Linked DNA regions of Mus musculus: all the other regions are linked to region 1. A link is a loop called in an ENCODE intact Hi-C map of the cell type or tissue named here. Cell type or tissue: left cerebral cortex. All regions are shown on one strand.

Region 1 (8,000 bases):
AGGTGATTTCAAATCCAGTCAAGTTGGCAATAGAGAGCCACTATAACAGTACCTCTGCCTATATTCACATAGCCAGATGTGGCTTGGCTTTTCTCAAAGGGACAGGCTGTATCTTGGCCTGCTTTCTTGACCTTGTCTAAGGCATATTCAAATTTATCCCTCTTTTGCCAAGGTTTCTGGATGCTCTAGCATGTCTGACCTCTTGAACTTCTCTGATTCCTATATCAAACTATTTCTCAAAATCATTTCTCAAATCAAATGGTTGGTCCCATTGTAAACACTAGAGTAGTCCCACTCACTGCATTGAGGCAATCCTATTTTCATTCCATTCATGCTCTTCTCGGCGACTTGTTTGAGATAGATAGGATGGGTTTGGCCATCCCAGATGAGAAACAGTAGAAGATAAGCAGAGTTTCAGAAGGCTTCCCAGAACCATGCAGCTCACCAGGGATAGGGTGGGATGAGGCTCTGTTCTCCTGGCTTCTGTCCCAGAGCTCTTATCTCTAGTACTTGTCAGGCTGCCAGGCTTCTCTCGTTGCCCATCAAATCCATTTTAATCTCAAGAGATCGTCCCCATAGGATGACAGAGTATGGCCCATGGAACGCCTGGCTCCATTCTAATTTTGCAGAACGGAACAAGTTCCTTAGGGTATGGAGGAGGCACTCTGTGAAAAGGCAATTTAGACTTTGGACTCAGTGAGCAATGCCTCCGAGTCCCATGTCAGATGCTCAGAGTTTCTAATGAAATGTTCTTGGTCCTGGGGTGCAGGGGTTGGGGCAAGGATGCCTGAATGTACAGTATTTTTCCACGGTATCTAAAAGGAAATAAGACTTAAAAATAAGATCTTTAAAATGATATGTAGGGAAACAGCTCTCTCTATCTCTCTGTCTCTGTCTCTGTCTCTGTCTCTCTGTCTCTCTCTCTCTCTCTCTCTCTCTCTCTCTCTCTCTCTCTCTGTGTGTGTGTGTATGGTGCATATGCGTGACCCACAGGGTATTCCTCTGCTGCTATTATTTATTTATTCACTTTCTCTTTCTTTGTTTTGAAAAGATAAACAAAGACTCTCAGTAGTGTCCCAAGCTCCTCAAGCAAGGTAGGTGGCTGGCCAGGAAGTCCCAAGGACCTTCTTCTCTCTACCTCCCTAGAGCTGGCTTAACAGGCTCTCATCATTCACACCTCACTAGGAAGCACAACCTTAAATCCACAAAGCCTGACATCCCAACAGGGGAGCACTGCTCTGGCAACTGAAGGGTGAAGATTCAAATGCTGTAGAGACAAACGTTTTCTTTTGAACTCTCTTCCCATTCTAAGTCTCAAATTGAATGTAATTTATGTAGTTTTGGATAACTTTAATTTTACTTAACACAGTTTAGGTCAGTTGCTAGAAAATCTTTCTTAGAGCACTAGCTGATACATACCATTTGGAAGCATTGTGACTATTATGTAAAGGGAAGAGTGTGACTAAGTTGAAATGAATTTTTACTTTCAAAAGTAGGGGGCAAACTAGAGTTGACAGAAAGATAGTTTCTAGACTCTGGTTTATATTATTTTGTTTGTGAGCATTCCCCAAGGCTTCCATCCCTATCCCACCACACTGTTACTCCATATGAAGGTCTCTATAGAAGGTCCAACATGCAACAAGAAAAAATCACGCAGAATTCAGAAAGAGATGGCATTTCTTAGTCCACTTCCAAAGCCAATCGATTATGTGAAGAAGAGAGCACATGATTAAGAAGTTAGTGTGAATAATTTCTGCCCAATGGAGATTTCAGAGCCTCTTACACTCCATCTTTTGTAGGAGCAGATACATCAGATGTGCTACATCTCCAGGTTAAAGTAGCTGTTGAGGTCAGGAGGGTACTCAAGGTTCAAGGCATGTGTGCAGTAAGATGTCACACAGAGTCTCACTAGTGTGTACAATATGTGTTAGTAAAAATACAGTCATTAATTCAAGAAAGCAGATGATTTCTCTAAACAGCTCAAGAAAAACAAAGATTTTTTTTTAAATTCACACAACTATCCTTTTCTTGATTTTATTTCTTCATTTTTGAGACAGTCTTGCTATGTAACTCCAACTGGCCTATAATGTGCAATTTTTCTATCTCCACCTTGAAAATGCCAGACTGATATCCTGTCACCATGCTACAATTAATATATTCTATTATATTCTAACATTTCCACAAAGCAATGGAAATTTCATGGTGCTCTCTCTATATTATTTTACAGACAAACACTAAAGCTCTACCTATGTTACATACATGATGTAAATGATAAGAGTATAAATGATATGTGGGGATAATGCTCTCTGTCCTAGAATTACACATATATTACAGCATATGTCTTATACTGTCAGAAGGAGATCAGCTCCTGAGCAGATATGAGGCTCTGGCCAGTACTCCTTACTTAGCAAGGCATGGCTATCTGGAGCTGATGCTGTGCTGTCTTCCGGAAGTGAAAAGTCATTGATGTTCTGTGTTAAGAACAAAAATGGTTTCAAACTTGGGTCCTCACACAGTGGCCACTGTAAGTCTGTGGTCATGGCAGCAGCCTCAGGGATGGAAAGATACTGTCACCACAGCAGTCAGGGACATTCTCATTATCTACTAGGGACTTTGACTCAGATAAAATGGGATCCACAGCATCAGAAAAGAATTTCAGTATGAGCTAGTGAGGAGCAGAGTCAGAGTTTAATAATGATATTTTAATGTAGACCTTAAGCATGATGGCTCAAGACAAAAGCCAGGGTCAACTTAAGAACACGGGTGTAGACCTCCCTGAGAGAGATCTTCGTTATCTTGCAATAGTAAATTATTTTACAATCACAGGTGACTTTGTTATTTCACAATAGTCATGTATACCATTTTAGAGGGTCCTGAAGCTGTTATCATAAGGTTGCTATGCAACCTAAATGAGATGACAGGGGGGTGTCTGAGAAGCACCTGACAAGTGACAGGGACAATTAGACCACAGAGGTACAGGAAGGTAGGGCACCTTTACTGCATACAAAGTTAAGCTGAGCTTCCTAGAGAAATAGTACCCTACTCAAGATCATATACATTAGGCCTTAGCTCTGGGTCAATATTATTTTAGCATGAAATATCTTTCTACAAAAGGCATATTAACCTGAGGTCAGAAACCTTTTCAGCAAATGTTAATTGTGCTGGAATTCTTGTTTTAGACTGATGAAAGGGGTCAATTAGACTCCTTTCCTTCCATATGTCCCCACAATTGCCTTGCCTTTCAGTACCACCTCAATTATGGGTTGACTTCTTTCATGACTGAAAGTTTGGGAAAGGCCTGGACCTGAAGAGCACATTCAGGAACCAGAGTAAGCGGCAGTCCTTCTTTCTGGCCCTTGTGACCTCATCTCCAGACAGACTGTGGGAAAGGAACATCTAAGACGTGCAAAGCACTACATTCAACTTCAGAACCGCTGTCCTTGCTGGAGGGAGACACCAGTGTGCGTGGGTACAGAATAAAACCTCACGGAGCAGTTTTATTAGACATCCTCTACTGAGCTAATAGACGGAAATACGGAGAAAGAAGGGCATTCTGAAAAGACAGCTTTCATCACATCACGGAGATTCCTTTAGCGGTACTTCAAAGGGAAGAAGTTTGCAGTCCAGATTGCGGTAACAGCGCTTCGCCCCCAGGATGGTTAGCTGGAAACACGTTCCTACCCGCCACAACGTGACTAAATCTAAAAACAGGTTCTCCAGTGACGCTCCTCCCCTGAACAGATTCAACTGAAACCCTGGTTCTGTGCATTACATTCACTATAAGAATTTGGAATAGGAGAGTGGATTGCGTAAGCATGGCAGCTTTGGAGGCGTGGACACTGCTTACTTCAAGTCCTTCTTTGTGATTTCACCGTGTAGTAGTTCAGCTTCTTCGCAAAAAATGCTCGCCCAGCAGCAGGAGGGGAAGGACCAGTCTCCTCAAACCGGTTAAAGGTTTTCAGCAATCTTCATTGAAATAAATGTACTGGAAACCACAGAAGTAGGAACCGGCACAAAGGCGATAATGTTTGCATAAAGAAGCCATTAGGAGAGAACGCCTTGAAACAGTGTGCGATGTAGCATAACAAATGCACCCTTTCCTTTAGTTATTTCTAACATTCCGTTTATCTAGTATTTTTTTCCTTTTTGCATTTAAAGAGCACGAGGCTGAATGATTCCCCGTTTCTGAGATGCATGCAGTTCTCAAAAAAATCGTTCCTGAGGTGATTAAATGCAGAATAAAGAGCAAATCCCAGTGTAATATTTATACAGCCAGAATTTCAAGCACGACTCATCCAGATTCAGCCCACCTCCCAATCTGTGCAATCAGGGCTTAAGAAGGGACATATTTTAGACTTAGGCAGTTGCAAAAACAGTGAGAAAAACCAGAAACAGAACCACATAACTTTCTCAAATGCCTTTGCTGATTACAGAGACTAGAAACTGTGGGACTCAGAGTAGGGGTTGCCTGAATCCAGTCCTTCTCAAGGGCAGGGCCTAAAATGGTCATTAGTAAGTGCAGTCCTCAGAAAGGCCCAGTTCAGGCCACTGTAGTAGAAATACCCAACAAACATATGAAGACACCCATGAATGAAAATGCCCACCAAGAAGGTTAGTGAAGACTGGCTTCTGCTCCGAGTTCATTTGCCTACCCCTTCACTTACTCAAATCACATTACTTTCCAAGAAGGCCTTGATGTTACAGAGAGTCCCCTATATGTGCTTTTTCTATGTTTAGATATATCCTTGCCTTAGATTTGAAGGGTTTTATTTCATTCTATTTCCCTCCCTTCCTCCCCCCCCCCCTGTCCCCTTCTCTTTCCTTTCTTCCTCTCCCATACCTTTGTGTCAGGTCTCATGTAGCCCAGGTTAGCCTTACACACGTTGTGTACCAAAGATGGTCTTAAACTTCTGCATCTTCCTGCATCTACTTCCTGAGTGCTGAGATGAAAAACACACACCACTGTATCTGGTTTATAGGGTGCTGAGGACCAGATGTATGGTTTCGTGCATGCTAGGTAAATATTTTATCAACTGAACCATATACCTAGCCCTCAGAATTCATTTTTCTAGCCAGATTAGATAGATTACATTCTCATCAAAACAGCATCTTTAGCCTACTTTATTCTAATGTTATTCCCTGAATGTCATGATGTGTATCTGTGTGTCTGTCTTCCCTTAGGCTTTATGTACCTTGAGAACAGCCAGTCCTCTTGCTGTTGTTTGAGAGCTGATCTCCAGTGCTTAGATGCAGAACAGGTGGCAGGACAGATAAAGAAATGCAGATAGTATGACCTAAGGTCAACAGGTTGCTCCAGGAATGTTCCAATGAGGATAGCTGGGAAAGGTATTGATATCATCCTAGAGTTAAGCTGGCAATACTGTCAAACATCTTTAAGGGGGTTAGACTTCAACTTATTGTGGTTAGGAATAGAAATAGATGGAAATGTACCTTGGGGGCTTATTGGAGATTGGGGAGAGATTTACATATGAAGATGTTTATTGGAGCATTATTTTCACCTGTGAGATTGAAGAGTGTTCAGAAGAAATAGTGATTTACTTGCTTCTTGGGTTTGAGGAAGGGGATCTAAGATGCCTTTAGATATCAAAACGTTTATGGTCCCTTCCAAAAACAAGAAAGAAAGAAAAAGAAAAAAAAAAAAAAGAAAAACGAAAGCACTGTATGAGCTAATTTTCTTCTTGATTTGACATGATAACTGACAAAGTCAACTTAAGAAATGTTCTATTTTGTGTTAAGTCTTAAGATACATAGTGGGCAGACCATAGCAGCAGGAGTCTCGGGCAGCTGGTCACATCTACCACAGATGGGAAGCAGCAAAGAAAGCTGACCCTCAGGATGCTTTCTTATTCAGTCCAACACCCCAGCCTATGCAATGCTGCTTCTCACATTCAGGTTTTTGTCTCTCCTCCTCAGTTAAGCATCCGTGGAAGCACCCTTGCTGACAAACCCAGAGATGTGTTTCCATGGAGATTTTAAAATCTCTACATGTTGACAATAAAAATTAATCATCACAGACATAGCACAATAAACATGAAAAGACGTTCAACTTTAACCAGCCAGTGGGAAAATGCAAATTAAGTCTACATTGAGATTACCTTTCACCACAGTTAAAATGGCAACCATTAAGAAAACTGATAATAACAAAGGTTGGTGAGGATGCAGAGAAAAGAGAACCCATATACACTGCTGGTAGAAGGGTAAATCAGTCTAGACATTATGGAGGTCAGTATGGGAGATCCTCAAAAAAATTAAACTAGGTCTACCCTGTGACCCAGTGGTCCTACTATGTATCTATCAAAGGACTCAAAGTCAGCATGTCACAGAGGTACTGGCATATCCATGCTATTGCCTGCTATTCAGAACAGGTAGCTTGTGGACTCAACCCAGCCACTGATAGAGGGTTGGATAATGAAAACAAGGCATATCGATATAATGGAATTTTATTCAGCCACAAAGAAGAATGAAATCATCTTATTTTTGCAAGAAGTTGAATGGAATTGGAGATTATCATGTCAAATGAATTAAATTAGATGCTTAAAGATACAACTACATGTTTTGTCTCAGTGGATCCTAGCTATTATGAACACTCACAAAATCATAGATACGTGTATGACAGGAAAGTAGAAGTGAAGTGGTCTGAGAGAAGGAGACTCAACAGGAAGAGAAAAATAAAGGTCATGCACATGTGGGTAACGTGGTCCTAGGACACTAAATTTGTATGAAAACACGTGGGTAACGTGGTCAAAGGACACTATCAATGTGTGTGAAAGTATCTATGAAATTCAGTACTGTCCACCAATGAATATACACACATACATATATGTGAAATTCAGTACTGTCCACCAATGAATATACACACATACATATATGCACACACACACACCAGTGATTAAAAAGAGAAATAGGGGCCAGTGAGATGGTTCAACTGGTAAAAGACACTTGCTGCCAAGCCTAGTGACCTGAGTTTGATTCCTAGAATCCATACAGTGAAAGGAGAGAACCTTAAGCAGTCTTGTGACTGTCACACATGTGCATACACATGCACTCGCACACACACTGATTTATTGTAATAAAATTTTCTTTTACAGGGACATGGTATTAACATCTATCCTACTTAGGTTTTATTGTTAACTTATACAATCAAGAGTCACCTGGGAAAAGGGAGTCTCAATTAAGGAGTTGTCTAGATCACATTGGCCTGTGGCCATGTCTGTGGGAGATTGTCTTGACTATTGATTGATGTGGGAGGGCCCAGTCTACTGTGAGAGGTGCCACCCCTGAGAAAGTGGTCCTGGTTGTATGAGAAAGTAGGCTGGGCATGAGCTAGAGGGAGCAAGGCATTAAACAGTGTTTCTCCATGAACTCTTCCAATTCCTGCTGGATTTCCTGCCCTGACTTCCCCAGTGATAGATAGTGACCTGGAAGTGTAAAATTAAAACAAAACAAAACAACAACAACAAAAAAAACAGAACAAAATAACAAAAAACAACTTTTTTCCTGTCCAAATCCTTTTGCTCAGAGTGATTTATCCCAGCAGCAGAGAAACTCACTAAAGCAGCATGTAACCTCTGCACATCTTCTGTGTATTTAAATCTCAAAGTGACTGAGAGCAGCCAATTTAGCATGCATGCCTTGTTTCCATACTGCTGTATTGCTTATGCAATCAGCAAAGGAATATAATTCAGGACAGACACGATTGTTTCTTCAAATATTCTTAGCCTAGCTTGATTGGTTCCACAGAAGGGAACACAAGTCTATGAAGGGCAGGCTGGACTCACAGTGATATGGAATAGCGGCCATTTACTGAGAAATTATCAGATCAGGATTATGTGAGTAAGATGCCAGGTACTGTGAATATATTTTGAAGTAGATTTTTTTAAAATTCAAAATAAGATAAGGTAACCTTGACCAAATAAAATTAATATCCTATACCATTCATTCATTCATTTATTTAATTCAGTTTTTGAGATAGGCTGTCA
Region 2 (8,000 bases), 120 kb after region 1:
ACGCTCGGATTTCCCAACTGAAAGCTTCTTAGACCGGGAGAAGCAGCTCTGGGAGATGACGCTCCCAGTGCTTGTCTTTCTCGTACATACCGACTTTCCTCACTTGTATCTCCCGGTTGTGCTTGGTGACACTGCATTATGGGACTGTGACACTAGGTTACTGTGTTGTATTTGGTTTTGATTCATAGCCAAGGTTCCTGCATCTTGCTGCTTCTGGCCCCTAATCTTTACCATCATTCTGTGAATGGTACTTTCCCCCTCATTATCCACATTCAGTGAACTGAACCAGGTTTCAGTCATCTGAGAGTCCTCGACAGAAACAAGTAAGAAGGAAGAGGAGAAGAGATGGAGGAAAAAACTAACAAGCAAAACAGAAAATGAGGGGTGGCTGTCTGAGACCTAGTACTACTTGGCCAGTGACAAACTGCCAGACAAAATCGATTTCAGTGTTCTGATTGTTAGGGTCCTGATATGAAGTGAGGCGTAATGGTTTCAGCCCATCTACTGCTTCAGCCAGAGTGCTGTGTAGGGAAAAATGGTCTCTTCCCCCAATTTTCCTACTCAGTGTGGAACAGCTGTGATCAGACCTGAGGTTTTGTTTCATTGTGGAGTCTCACAGTTCCATCAGTTACAATACCCTCTACCTTAAAATTGTTAGGCTCGTTGGTTAAGTCCTAACAACACAATATAAAACACACACCTGCTGCCAAACATGGTGGCACACACCTTCCATCCCAGTTCGAGGGAGGCAGAGACAAGTGATCTCTGAGATCTCAAGACTCATCTGACCTACATAGTGAGTCAGGTCAGCTAAGACTATGTGGTGAAACTCCACTTCTGAATCAATGACAGACAGACAGCTCTCACTTCCAAGTGACCAGGAAATAGTATATTCTGGATCCAAATCAACTGCCCACAATACCAGATCATAGGCAGGTTGCTGCAAATTCCATGTTCTAATGTGGTAACAATTGCATGAAATTTTCACAGTAGTAGAACAAAGAATTTCCAGCCCTATCAAAATATAGTGGTGGAAATATCAGGTGTGTGGGGGTTAAAGCAGGAAATTTCTGCTATGGTGCTCAGATGCTGTCTGATGACATTCTTCGTTGGTAGAAGCTAGGACTCTGTTCATATAGTCCTAGAGGGTTTGCATAATAGTCCTACCAGTAGGTGGCTAAAGGGCCAAAGATAGGCAAAGATGGTTTTGGCTTCCAACTTGTTTCATTCAGTTTTCCACAGTCAATTGGGTTTGCAGAATGTTTCCCTTTGGGAACTTCAGTTCATGATCCTCAGTCCCACAAGGCCATTTCTACTTCAGACAACCCTGGGGCTTTCACAGCCTCAGGGAATTGGCTCAGTACTTTGCTGGGCCAGCTTGTTCACAAAACTCAGGGAAATGTTACCTACATCATCTGTGAGTCTGTTAGAGTTGGCCATAAAAAACACAGCTAAAACACTGGATGAAAAGGAAGGTAATATATGTCATAGGGATGGGGACTCTGTGCCTTCTCTGGCCAGTCAGTCCCCAGCTCTTCCAGGCATTCAGCACTTCAAAAACTCAAGTGTTCACATGCAACTCCATTTCCAGCACTACCTGGACTCTTCCCAGAGGGGGCTGAAAATTCCAACTAATGATATGACCTTTCTGGTGACCTGACCCACCTACCCACCTGGAACTGCTGAAGACATTCATTAGCATAAGCTGAGGTGCTGTGCAAAGGGCTCATTATCTTTGACAAAAGGTATGTGTACCACTGCCAAGCCTGAAGGGATCTAAGAATTCTAACAGGAACCAGGGACAAAGACCAGATATGTTTCATACTATTCCACAATCAGAAAGCAAAAGAGTGCTCGTACTGAGAGGCTACATCTTGCTCTTACCTTTTTTATTTTTAAGTTTGTTGTTGTTGTTGTCAATGACAGTGCTTTTTGTAGTCTCCAGCTGCCATACAATTTACTGTGTAGGTACTAATGAAAGAGAACTCTCACGGAAAAGAAACACAAGACATGGTTTGTTCTAGAGCCAAATATGAGTGACCATGGCCTGGGAGCAAAGACTTAGTTTATCTCAACTATGATGTTCTAATGAGGCAGCAATTTCATGAGCTTTTATATTTGCAGAAAAAAAAGAAAGTCATAAGGCAAACTTTTCAAATCGATCAATGAGTATGTCACTTAGGAGAGTTATAGCAATGCAAGGGACACTCTACTCTAAGATGCTAACTAGCAGCACTCTTAGCCCTTTGGTGGGTAGAAACTAAAGGTCTGTTCATTTACCTAATAGTCACCATAGAAAGGTTTGTGTGTACAAAGGAGCAATAAACGTCTATCAAGGGGTTAAAAATGCTTCAAGGTCATTTGAATCTAGACTAGCAAAATTCCAACTTCTCCACATTACTGAAGTTTGAGTCAGTCAATCAACCTTTACAGACACAGCCTCTTTGCAAGAGCTCTTGTGTCCATAAACAAGAGGGGACTTGAACTCCTGGTCCTCTTATATATCTACCTCTTGAATGCTGAGGGCACAAATGCCACACCCAGTTCATGCCCTACTGGGGTTGAACTCCAAGCTTCATGCATGCTAGACAAACATTCAACCAAGTTACGCCCCCAGCCCAGCTTTAGTTTTTTTTTTATTAACATATATCAGCTGAATTTACTGTAGTTGTTTCATACAATTACAAGACTCTGATCAAATCTAATCACACTGTCTATACTTCTCTCAAAACACAATCATTTCTAGTCAATCACTATTTTACCTGTCATTCATCTATGTTTCTTCCTTCCTTCCTTCCGTCCTTCCTTCCTTCCTTCCTTCCTTCCTTCCTTCCTTCCTTCCTTCCTTCCCTCTCTCCTTTCCCCTTCCACATAGGGAGAGAATACATAATACTTGTTCTGTGTGTCCTGCTGGAATAGCTGCAGAATCTAAGGTGTCCCTAGTGAAATGCCCTGGTTGCAGTATTTTCCTAATAATAAAATGTACCTGGAACACATGGCTAGCAATAGAAATGAAGAAAATTTGTTTATAATTTTTTTAAAAAGCACCCCCCTAGGTAGAGGGAGACTAGTGAGCTGACAAGACAGCCATTCCAAAGCTCAGTGCTACTGATCTTTAAAGGTTTTACACAGCAACCATATCTCCTGCATTCTTTGTCCCAGGTTCTGTTTATTACATTGTAGCCCAGGTCATATGGGGTTTCCAGTTTCCCTCTGCCAGCTAGCTTCTCTCATACATTAATCCTGCTGTGCCTCCCCCACGTCTCTCCCTCCCTCTCCCTCTCCCACTCTGTCTCTCTCCTGCCACAGTGTTTATTCTGATCCTAGACCAGTTCCATGTATTTCATTGCAGATGACAGGGTCTCTGTATTCTTTACATGCCACATTCTCTTTTGTTGTCTGTTGATGGATATCTACTCTGGTTTCACATCTTGGCTCTTCTGAGTAGTGCCAGCAATAAACAGGAATGTGCAGCGTGACTTAGATTCTTTTCTGGAGTGCTATAGCTAGATCATATGGGAGTTTTATTTTTAGTCTTAGAGGAATCTCCATAATGATTTCACAGTGACTGTACCAATTTACATTCCTACCAGCAGTATAAGCCCATCAGCATTTGCTAGTTGACATTGTGTGTGTGTGTGTGTGTGTGTGTGTGTGTGTGTGTGTGTGTGTGTGTTAGTGCACATTCATATGCACTAAAGTATGCACAGGTGCTGTGGGACAACCCAGAGGCTGACAACGGGTGTCATTCCTCAGTTCTTTATCTTGTTTATTGAGACAGGGTCTCTCACTGTCCTAGTGCACAGTCAGTAGGCTAAGCTGGCTAAATGACGAGCCTAGGGACCCATTACCTCCCCATCCCTTAAGCTCTGGGGTTACTCGCATGCAACCATGTTTAAATTTTTTCCTTTTTAAAAAATATAAATTCTGGGTGTGGAATTCAGGTCTGCACATTGACAAGGCAAGTGCTTTCCTGCCTGTGCTATCTCCCCACCATAGTCTTTGATTTTTTTTATAACAGAGACTCTTACTGGGATCAGATGGTACCAGCACACACCGGCTGGGAATGCCTCTCAGATACTGCTTCTCAGCTCATGTAACTCTTGAGCCAGTGCTTACCATCAGCTTTCTCTGGTGCTGTGAGCACCGTGTTCACAGCCACTCAGCACAGTCCACTGTGGTGGGAGCTTTGGTAAAAAGCATGTGATCATTCTTGTTATCTTGCTTATGAAAATATTTGCACACCAGGTTTTACTTTATTAATATGTAGGTTTTGTTGTATCAGGAGAGAATTACTTGTGGGAACTAAAGTATGTCTTTTCATAACCTTAAAAAACACTGGGTTTAGGATTCACTTTCTCTATCAGGAAGCAGGACAGATAAAATTCCTCCAGTGTGAGAAGTGATGATGACCAGGCCCTCGGGATCTCACTGCTGGCATGGTCAGTTATGTTGATATCCTTGTCTGGCCAGGGCAAAGAAGGGCACTTTGGACATCTTGCTGTTCCTACTCGCCCATCACCACCATCTCCTTCTTAGAGAAGAAAGTAGCTAAAAGTTCTCTTAAGGTGATGTGGAAAGACAAAATCAAAAGGAACACAAAGCTACTCATATCACCCTAAATTAGACTTTTAAATATGCTATTGATATCAGAGAAATCTTATCTCAGTTTTCTCCTGGAATATGGCAAGGAAGTCATTAATCATTTGATGTTAAATTTATACAGATTGCTGAATAAATGACAAGGGCTAAGACCACAGGCAGTGAAGCAAAGGCAAAAGGAGAAGAGCAGGAAGAAAAGGGGTCATTTCCTCAGCAGGCTACTGGAAGCACGAAGCCAGTAGTCATGTTTATTTCAAGCCTCGCTCCCTGGATTCCTGCCTACCTAAATGGCAAGTAATTTTAAGAGCTTAGAAAATCTTGCCAGACACAAAGATAGAAACATACTGTAGTATCCAGCAGCTTCAAACAGTTGCAAGCTTGTGAGCTTGGGGCAGAAATGAACGTTGCATAACTTCAGGAGTATACCACCAGCTCAGCTGTTATTGTACAGGCAGCCAGGTCAGCTGTCATCAGAACACCATAGAGTATAGACCCAATGGAGAAACAACACCAATTGAAAGGATTGGTCTTCATTAGTGGGACCCAGGGGTGTGACTTTACATGTGTCAGCTCCTGTGGTTGTGTGGTGTCATGGTTTTCCTCCTTTAACACATTGGTACTTACCCTGGTTTAAAAGAGCCAGGGCTCCCACTTTAGAGACCTGGGCCTGCACTTCCACTTATAGTTAGCATAGGAGAGGGAACCAGGACACAGCTGCATCCCAGATAGAATAAAACGTATCAAGCAGAAAAGAAAAGGAGAAACCTATCAGAGGAAAAAAATTCCTTTAAACATGTTATTTTTTAGTCTTTGGATGTGTCTTAGCAGAGTGCTTGCCCAACCTGTGTGAAGTTCCAGGTTGTACGGCCAACACTGCCATTACAGAATGTAGTGGCACATGCCTGTCATCTCAGCATTCTACAGACCAGAAGCTCAAGACCATCTTTAGCAACATGAGGAGTTTGAGGCTAGCCTCGGCTAAAGAGAAAGACCTTGTTTCAAGTGGAGGAAGAGAACCATATTATTTTAAAACATCATTTAATTTTATTAGCCATTTTTATTTGTTGACTTTTGGAGAAAGTGTCTTGCTATATAGTCCAGGCTGGCCTCAAACTCTCAACTCTCCTGCCTCTGTCTTCCAAGTGCAGAGGTAACAGATATTTCCCACTGTACCAGCTTTGGACTTGTTTTTTAATCCTATGCCACCTCATTTAGCCATGATTGTTCAACATTAAAATCCCTGAGCAGCAATCTTGGGGCTGCTTGCCCCTATGATTCTGTTGAGTCCTAGGGTGTTAGTCAGTTCTCCAGCAAATGTTCTATTGAGTGTCTATGTTCTATGGTGAGAACTCTCTAACAGTACATTGAGAATACTGAAGTGGGTGAGATATGGTCCCTTTCCAAAGGCCACATTCTTACCAAGCTCCACATCTCTTTCCAGGTAAGAATTCTTAAATCACCTTCTTGCATCACTCAGGAGCCACTAGGATTGGTTTTTTTGGACAACATGAGACTCTTACAGTCATTTTAGAATGAACATTGAACTTGCTCAGAATCCATCTCTGCATTTATGAACCCTCCCCATGAAACGCCTTCCCTTTTCAGACACAAAGGTATGTTTATTGCTTTGACGGCAAAGCCTCCTTGACTGTCATCTGACCCAGGGATCCACCAACCAATCATTTCATACAACATCTACCATTATATTACCTTTGTGAAGAATTCACAGAAGTCGCCCACAACCTGGCAATTTCAAGCCTAGATTCCCCATTGGCACTCAGTTAGGATGCCCCCATGGAGGCACTATGCCAAATGTAATAAGTGAACTAGCTAAAGTAATTCAGTGTGTGGAGTTCCCACACAGGTCTGATATGTTAAGGAGAGTCACATCTGAGCTGGTCTTACTTGCTATTTAGGGCAGCATTAATTTTTGTGAGTGGCAGCCCACCTTTGTGCATATAAATTGGGTAATTACACTAGTAAATTGGAATTTCTGCATTCAGAAACAGCACCTGTAAATAACAGGAGGACGGGGAAAGAGGCCAATTGAAACGTTGGCCCTTAGTATCTGAAAGCAGCACATTCCAGAGAGCTGAAGACAGAGTTCTGAAGAGAGCATCAGCAATGGCATGGGAGAAGAGACCCAGCCATTGTGCTCAAGCATCGCCTTCTATTTAAAGATAATGATGTGGTCCATGAAAGTCAACACGTGAAAAGTGCAGTTTTTTCTCATCTCATCACAATCCCCAGCCCAGTAACAGTTGTCAGGTGTACTTGGGCTAGTCATAATGTGTTAGACGTTGCCAAACTATTACCTCTGTATCCATGGGGAAGACATTGACAATCGATTGTTTCTGTATCCCTGGAGTCAAAGGAGAAGTGCTGTGCAACAGCATCATCCCCGTCTGTTTTTCTGGGAAGTAAAGGATGGCTACTGGACTTGGCTAGACATTAACTTTTCCCTGTCATCTGAAACTTGGAAAATGCAGCTACTACAATGTATCAGGAGTTAACCACCCTCCCTCCCAAGGCCTCAACTGTACACAAGGGAACTAAAATGATCATGTAAGAATGATCACATGATCCAGGCCACTTGCCCACATATCCCATCTCATCTTAGCAGCTCTGTGAGGTAGGTGCTTCCTATACAGTGGGTCTCTAATATCCCACAGAGGCCAATGTGTGCAGCACTGGGCCCCCAGAGAGGTGCTATTGGGAAGTGATGAAACCTTTGGAGGTCAGGCTTAATGGGAAAAAGTTAGCAGGTTGGAAAAATGTCCTTGAGGTGGACTGTGGGACCCAAGTTCCTCCTCTCCTTTGTGTTGTGGCCACAATATGATGTTATCATCACCACAGGCCTAAGGTCATTAGGACCAAAATGATCACACATGGACTGAAACTGTTCCACTCTGAGTTAAAATCAACCTTTCTGTTTCATGTGGACATGGGGAGAATGTGTTCATGTGGGTGTTTAAACGTGAATGTTTGTGTATGTTCATATGAAAGCCACATACTGACTTTGTTATCTTCCTGGATCACTCTCCACTTCTTTTTTGAAAATAGGCTCTCTCGTTGAATCATCTAGAGCTGACAGATTCAGACAGGCTGGCTGGCCAGCAAGCCATAGAGATCCTTCTGCCTCTGTCTCCTCAGTGCTAGGGTTACTGATACATGCCATATTGCCTGGCTTTGTCTGTGGATGCTGAGCCTCTAATCTCCTCATGCTTGAGTTGTAGGCTCCTTACTGCCTGAACCATCTCTCTAGTCCCCAACCTTTTCTCTTGATAGAGTTACTGTCTCAGGTATTCCTTAGAGTGATAGAAAGCTGACTGATGCAAATTGTTATCATTGCCACTGTATAGAGTAGAAAACTAAGAGTGGCTAAGGAACTTTTCATA
Region 3 (8,000 bases), 130 kb before region 1:
TCTAGAGTCACCTAGGAGACGGAAAATACTTTAAAGTGGCATTTATGTCTCTCAATCTGACTATCAGGCTATTGATCCCAAAGTAATGGAAATTTCCCCAGGAATCTTAAGCTGGGAGAAGGAAAACACTGCTACCATGCTCCCCAAATGCCCAAGAAAAAGAGGTGTGTCCTGAAACCAGATTTCACACAGTTCTAATAACTTGTCTGATCATTTTACAGGATGATACTGAAGCCCAGACAATGATAGGTCATTGGTGGGCAGCATCTTGAATGGAACTGATTAATTAACTCATCCTTGGTACTCTATTTAAACTTTAGTCTCATTTCAGGATCCTGAAGATAAATTTGGGCAAGTTGGTTCACAGGAGCTCTTTGTCTCTCTTTGGAAAAAAAAAAATCTCCTTTTTCTGTTTTCCACAAATGATTGGCATATTGAGGATGGTGGCTGGACTTGGCTTGGGACCCTGGTTGTGTGACCCCAGGTTTGATAATGAAAGTAAGATGAGCGCTCTTGACTGCTGATGCAGCACAATTCTGCTTCTTGCTCCTGCAACTATGAATTCCCTGCCACATCCAACTGTACTTTTCAACTGTGGACCAGAATAAACCCTACCTTCTTCCTTCTTTGAGTTGTTTCAGTCAGATGCTTCATCAGTGCACCCATCAAGGAAAGTGACTAATGCTCACACTGACTTCCTCAGGATGGGTAGGGAGTGACTGGCATGCAAATTAAAGTTCAAATGCTATTATCTTAACGCTGGATTCTCCTAAACAGACAAAACTCAGGTACAATTTTCATCTTCCTCATCTCTTTCTTTGGTTTTTTGGTTTTTGGTTTTTTTTTTTTCCTTCTTGGAGATAGGGTCTTACTATCTAGCTCTGTTTGGCCTGGAACCTGTGCCTCCTACCTCAGCCTCCCAGTGTTGGGATTAGATGTGCACCACCATGCCCAGCTTCTCTTTTCTTCAAAGGTACTCCCTGCACCCTCCAAGTCACCCTAGTATGCTGGTAGAGATTCCTTCCCAAAGCAAGCCATTGTTTATTGATGTTAGTTGTACAAGCTCTCAAAAAGGTCCCATGAAGGCACTATGCTCCAGTATAGGGGAAAGCCAGGGCCTGGAAGAGGGAGTGGGCGGGTTGGTGAGCAGGGGAGGGGAAGGGGGGGGGAAGGTTTTCGGGAGGGGAGACCAGGAAAGGGGATAACATTTGAAATGTAAATAAAGAAAATATCTAATAAAAAAGAGAAAAGAAAAAAGAATTTGCAATTTTGAGATGATTAATGAATTGATGGTAGGGATAGCTGAGCCAGATTTAGATTGTTCTACTCAAGTCATAGCAATAATGGTAGCTCACTGATCTGTGCAATATATGCAATGATGGAGACTTGAGTCTCTGTATGATAGTAATTCAAGGGTTGGGAAAATGGCTCAGTAGATAAGGTGCTGACTGTGTAAGCATGGGGATCTGAATTTGATCTTCATGTGCAAAAGCTAGGCATGGGGGTACACACTTAAAATCCCAGGGCTGGGTAAACAGAGCAGAAGAGGCTCTAAGTTCAGCAAAAGACCCTCTCTCAATAAAGAAAGACAGTGCCTGAGGGATAACATCTGAGGTGGCCTTTGGTCCATGCATGTATGCACACATACATCTACAAACACATCCCAACATATGCATATGTTGAATCAGTTTTAAGCGTCTTTATAGATATATTTGTTAGTGAGGATATAAAGCAAAGAAGTGGTGGTAATAAATGAAAAGCATTTTCTAAATGTTGCGAAAAGTATTACAATTGGGCCTCGGCTCTTCAGTTGATGAAGTTGCTAGATCTGCAATCTAAACTAGCAGCAGAATGCCATTAAACCCTAGGCATGGAGTGCACTGGAGTTTACCTCTCTGAAGTGAATGCAGATTACCATTTTAATAATGTGCAGTTTTGTTAAATGTTAATAGTGGCCCTGAGTTCATCCTGGCTCACAATTTCTGAAAGGCAGAAGATTCACCTTGGAATTGAGCATCCATGAGAAAGAATCCATCAAACAAATGCATCCCTCTTCATCTTGGGCTAATTTTATCCCACAGTCCCTGGCTATCTGCAAGCTGCCTAAGTGATTCACGGTGCATTTTCACATTGCTTTTTATTCAAAGAATAAACGTGAATTATCTTGTTTACTGTCACCACAGCTTGGCAATTATTATTAGCTCCATCTTATATTTGGAAAAATAGAAGTTCGAGATCCTTCAAGAGTCACAGTTGAGGAGAGACAAAGAGCAAATCTCATGGGGAATACTCACAGGACTTAGACTTCATAGGTGTTTCAGATAGAGATGCTCCCATCAATGATCATCCAGCTAACCTCATCATTTTGAGGGTGAGGATGGGGATGTCAGGACTGTTCCAGTGTTCTATTTAGCAAACTTAAATACTCTCGGTTTCATTTCCACTTCCTGAGTTTGAGATGAGAATACTTTCAGTAGCTGTTTTCTAATAATAGGACTCTCATAACCGCTAATGGGATTGTGCCAGAGTGGGTGGAAGCCTCAGTGTAATGTCTAGCTAACGTATATGCCAGTCATGCTGAAGAGGGCACTGGGTGGGGGCTGAGCCAGACTACCATCTCTTGTAGGACATTTGTTTGCTTCCTGTAAACGGGCCTCAGGCCTGCTTTTGGATCAGTATCTCTACCTCTAAAATTAGGTGTTGCACTAAATCTTTAACGTTCTTAGAGTCTTACGTGCCACCGTTCTCACTTTCTTTATATAAAATTTTCAAGTGCATAATATACACATATGTCATAGGAATGCAAATTTGCAGACACTATAGAGAGAGGGGGGAAAAAGCAGAAAGTAGAAATGGAAGATTCCAGGGCAGTTGACTATATTTCAAGGTAAGTGTTCTCTAAGGAGAAAAATGATTCCATTCTTCTTAATGTGCTTTTTAGAAGGCGATAGATTCTGGGCACCTGGTATCTTGTCTATTTCCTTTCCGGAGTTTTGAAGTTTGTTCTTTGAAAGTGGTATCAAAGTCTGTCACCTGATGTGGTTGTTAGGTTCATTGTCAACTTGACACAGACTAGAGTCATCTGGGAAGATAGAACTTCAGTTGAGAAAATGGCTCCATAAGATTGGCCTGTAGGCAAGTCTGTGGAACATTTTCTTGATTAATGATTGATATGCAAGGACCCAGCTCATGGTGGGCCATGCCATCCCTAGGAAGTTAGTCTTTAGTTGTATAAAAAAATCAACTTGAGCAAGCCTTAGGAAACAAGTCAGTAAGTGTTTCTCCATGTTCTCTGCTGCAGTTCTTGCTAGAGTGCCTGTCCTAGCTTCTCTTTATAATGGACTGTGATTGAGATGAGTAAGCCAAAAAAAACTCTTCCCTCCCCATGTTTGTTGACCATGGTATCTGTATTGTGGCAGTGAGAAGCAAACTAGAACACCTGGTTATTGTGGTTGCTTTGCTCATGGGAGGACTTAGGATATGTAACTCCATCACACTGAAGAAGGAAAGGGCAGACTTGTTTCTGAATGAAGTTCCCTGAGTTCATCTGCACCGTGGAATGATGACTTGGTTCCACAACACTCATCAGCTATGCTCCTGCCGTCACACATGGAGGAGTATGAGGTTGTGACTCAGTCCTACCACATTCCTCTAGCAAGGGTCCCACGCCATCACAGATGGGGGAGTATGACTCAGTCCTACCACGTTCTTCTGGCAATGATCACAGCATTGCAGATGGAGCTCTGTAAGCCTGACTCTAGAAAAGTGTGAGTCAGGATGAATTATGAGAGTCGGCAGGCCTACAAACACTTTCTTTAATAATTAGCCTAAGGTGAAGGGGGGACTAAACTCACTAAACTCCCATTTCATACCACCCAAACCATGTACTGCTAATATCTGACTGAGCACAGAAATCCATCTTCAGGTGATGCGGCTTAAAACCTCATTTGTAAAGCACAGCCTGAAGGGCTTCCAGCAAAGAGTGAAGGGCTGTAAACACTGCTTTTGGGCTCCATCATCTCTTTGGGGGACACCATAGGTCACTGATCAGAGCCTTACAGCTGTGGTTGAATGCACCTTGGAGAGAGCCCATAGGCAAACACAACATGGGTATATGTTCCCAGAGGGAAAGGAGAGTCCCTCATCATACACACAAACTCTGTGCTTTCCTTATACAGGCTCACAAAAGCCAAAGTGCAGAAAGCATAATGTCTCCATAACCCTTCAATGAGACAAAGTGAGGTCTGTGTCACTGCCTTGGCAGGTTGGTACTCAGATGTAGTAATTGAACTGTGCAGACAAATCCTTATCCATGCCAGTTTAGAAACCTGCTTTATGAAGCTATTGGGAAAAACTCTCAGGAAAAACAGAAACAAGAATCTCCTAGTCTACCTGTCAATGTTTGTTGTGTATCTACAGTCTGGAGGGAGTTACTGTGAGGCACACTGGGAAGAGCTAAGTATGTGGGGTAGTTCCAGCTCTTAGAATCTTCCAGTCTAGCTCAAAAGGCAACATAGCTGAACAGATGATCCTGGGAAGGGCATTGCAAGTAAACAAAAATGATGAGTTGATGGAGCTCAAAGCAGGAACTGTGAAGGGGGTTGTAGAAGTCAAGAGATATTTCTCAGAATTGGGCTGGAGATAATGATCATTTGGCACAGTGCTTGTCTAATGAAGGTGTTCACCCCTAATCCCTGCACTAGGGAGTCAGAAGCAGGAGGAGCACAAGTTCAAAGTCATCCTTCCAACATAGTGAGTTCAAGGATGCTTGAGATCCTGTGTCAAAGACTCAAAGAAGGCAGAGGAAGGGCAGTGGGAAGGTGAAAGGTAGAGAAGGAGAGAGAATGTGGGGGTAAAGGAGGAGTGATGGAGAGTGAGAAGAGGAGGAGAGGGAGAGATGAAGAGCTTTACAGAAAGAGGGAAGAGAAGGAGAAAGAAAGAGAAGGAGAAAGGGAAGGGAAGAAGAGGGGTCAGCCATGGAGCATGTCTTAGGAGGAGCTGAGAGTGTGGCTGTATAGTAGACACTTTGTGTGTGACCTGGAGACTTCTCTACACTCCTGGGCAATGACTCTGTCAACTTATGTCATTTCCCCTGGACTTGTCATGGTTCATTTATTTTTCTTTTTGAAATCCCTGGATTCTACAGAAAAGGTCATCCAGCAAAATCTAAGACTTCATCTACCTAGTGCTTTGTGCCACAGAGCTGAGGTGGAGCCTTCAGAAAAAGTCACTGAAACCATGTACCAGTCAATCAGTGCAAGGATTTGGTCTATCAGGTAGCCTCTAAACTCCAGGGTCAAATGAAAAGAAGCCAGCTCTCAGATGGGCATGGCCTAGCTCTCCATCATACATGCCATCAGACATGGGCTAGTTCAGTGGAGTCAAGCATTGACTCCAGTCTGCATCTGCCTTTCCCCTTTCCTTGAGGAATGTTGAGAACTGGGCACTAAGAACTGAAGTAAACATCAAGATAAACCAATGTTCAACCCACTTGCCTCAGTATAATGTAGAATTCTGGGCTGCAGCTTTGGCTTGTTAATAGGACTGGGCTTAGAAAATCATGGTAAGCATTCTCCCTTCCCTCATTCTCTCTGCTCTTCACCTTCTTATCCCTATTTCCTTCCCTTCTACCCTCTCTTTTCTCAGTTTTCAATATAGCACACAAGGTCAAGGGTTTCATGATGAAAATTTCACACACATATGTCACACACTTTGCCAACCTATTTCCTGTCTGCCTTTATATCAGGTTGATGATCTGTGTGCATAACTATGCACACACACACACACACACACACACACACACAGAGCAAGACAGTCAGAGAGAGACAAAGAGTATATGTGTGAGGAAGAAGATATGAGATTTATCTTTCTGAGTCTGGCTTATTTTTCATCACATATTCTTTCTCCTGTTTTCATTCTTTTGTTCTTTCATTTATTCTTTTCTCTTAGTAGACACTGGTGTTTGTCAGGCCTGCATTACAGTGGGGCTCTCTATATAGAAATGAAATATTGATCCCTTGTCTCTGAGACTCTGCATGCTCTGCTCCCTTCACACCACAGCCATGACCCAGGTCCAGCTCAGGAAAATGCCCAGGGGATTGAAATCCCCTGAATGGCTCTTCAGCTGAAATTTTTCCTACAAAAGCATCTGACGGTTTCAAGAATGAGAAGGGATGGACTTTTCCCAGCAAAGATGAGTACAACCCATAGTGCCAATTTCTCTCTTCCCACCCACAAAGTTGGTCAGCACTGGATCATTTGGGTACCACAGGTATGCAGAAGAGCCTGGGTGGCCAGCAGGCAGTGGCTGGGAGATTCTCATTGCTACCTAGCATGTGTTAGGCTCTCAGACCAAAATAGCAAGAACAGCAGCATGAGAGCCAGGGCTGTGTGGGTCCCAGGCAGAAAATGAGCAATACATCCTGGGTGACAGGGCCAAAAATCATTAGCCTAAACTGAGCAGGAGGTCTGGGGTTCCTGGAAGCTTGTCCTTCATAAAGAGACTATGCATTTTGGTCGCTAAGTCTGGCAGATGTCCTTTAACCAATTTTTAAAAAGCTAACATCACTGATATTTGGACAAGGTGACATCTAAAGACTCCTGATAGGGTTCCTTGGGAAAACCTAAAGTCACTTTTGTGAGATCCTGCCAAAGTCCGTGACCACCTAAGCAGGAAGAAATATCAGAGAAACTGAACAGAAAAACAAACTAGAACACTCCAAAAGGTCAAAGTCAGGAGAGACAGAGTAGAGCAAAAAGATAGTTTCAGACTCAGAGGACTAAAGAGGTATGATGGAAATGAGGTGGATCAGGTCGCTACAAAAGGCATAAAGCCAAGGAAACCCAAGCATGTGCTGTGGAGGAGGAAATGGGATGACATGAAGACTTTGTCCCTTTGACCACTGTCCTAAGGCTAAGAATAAGAATGTACTCTGCTCTCGGGAAACAATGTAGCATGACTGGCAAAGATACCTCTCGCTCAGTCTTGAATGACAGAGGGCGGAAAAATCCATCTGCTAATCATCTATCTACATGTGAATCATCTCTATCTATCTATCTATCTATCTATCTATCTATCTATCTATCTATCTATCTATCTATCTGTCTATCTGTCTATCTGTCTATCTGTCTATCTGTCTATCTGTCTATCCGTCTATCCGTCTATCTATCTATCTATCTATCTATCTATCTATCTATCTATCTATCTATCTATCTATCATCAATCTATCATCTATCTATCTATCTATCTATCTATCTATCTATCATCTATCTATCTATCTATCATCTATCTATCTATCTATCTATCTATCTATCTATCTATCTATCTATCTCTATCATCTATCTAGTTATCTATCATCTATCATCATCTATCATCTCTATCTTTCTTTCTTTCTTTCTTTCTTTCTTTCTTTCTTTCTTTCTTTCTTTCTTTCTTTCTTTCTATCATCTCTCTTTCTCTGCGTACCTAACATCTACCATTCTATCTTCTGTTTACCTACCAACTATCACCTATCTGTATCTACTAAGAAAAAGAATGAAACAACAAATGAGGCAAATTCTAAATAATTGATGTACGAGGTAAACTATACAAAGTGTCTTAGTTCTATTAAAAAAAATTTTTTTTGCCACTACTAGGAATTGAACCTACAGCCTCATGCATTCCAACTAAACACTTCAGATTGTTCCAAGTAAATACTGAGATATATCCCCAGCCAAGTTTGATAGATAGACAGACAGATAGACAGTCTTGCAACCATTCTGGCATTTGAAAAATATTTAAATCTAAAATTAACATTGTTTCTCTAATATTAAAATGCTATTAGTGTTTCTATTAGTGTTAAAATGTTTCTATTAGTGTTTCTATTAGTGTTAAAATGTTAATAGTGTTTCTCTAATATTAAAATATAGAACAAGGGCTGTAGTTACACCAACTTTGTTGGAAATCTAACCTTGTCACAGTACTCAGGAAGTTGAGGCGGGAATATTGTGAGTTCACATCC

The links. A loop is a pair of places that touch in the nucleus more often than their neighbours do. Peaks named below come from ENCODE experiments on the same cell type or tissue, not always from the same donor. Only the 100,000 strongest peaks of a DNase experiment are listed, where the experiment ranks them.
Region 2: it touches region 1 in a loop (12-fold over the local background); 3 of 42 quality-filtered maps call a loop at or near these places.
Region 3: a loop joins it to region 1, with 9 times the contacts of the local background. A loop is called at or near these places in 3 of 42 quality-filtered maps.

The regions. Positions count from the first base shown.
Region 1 is chr8:128,026,833-128,034,832 of GRCm38, reverse strand. No RefSeq gene overlaps it. Among named protein-coding and RNA genes, the nearest start is that of Gm32590, 230 kb to the right of the region's middle. In left cerebral cortex, no CTCF peak of the experiment used is centred here; DNase peaks (open chromatin) are centred at 512, 3,743 and 4,262; H3K4me3 peaks cover 492 bases; H3K27ac peaks cover 876 bases.
Region 2 is chr8:127,911,237-127,919,236 of GRCm38, reverse strand. No RefSeq gene overlaps it. Among named protein-coding and RNA genes, the nearest start is that of Gm32590, 110 kb to the right of the region's middle. In left cerebral cortex, a CTCF peak has its summit at 1,146 (motif pointing right); DNase peaks (open chromatin) are centred at 3,441, 4,046 and 4,945; H3K27ac peaks cover 2,031 bases.
Region 3 is chr8:128,160,811-128,168,810 of GRCm38, reverse strand. No RefSeq gene overlaps it. Among named protein-coding and RNA genes, the nearest start is that of Mir21c, 110 kb to the left of the region's middle. In left cerebral cortex, no CTCF peak of the experiment used is centred here; DNase peaks (open chromatin) are centred at 2,116, 2,540 and 3,669; H3K27ac peaks cover 829 bases.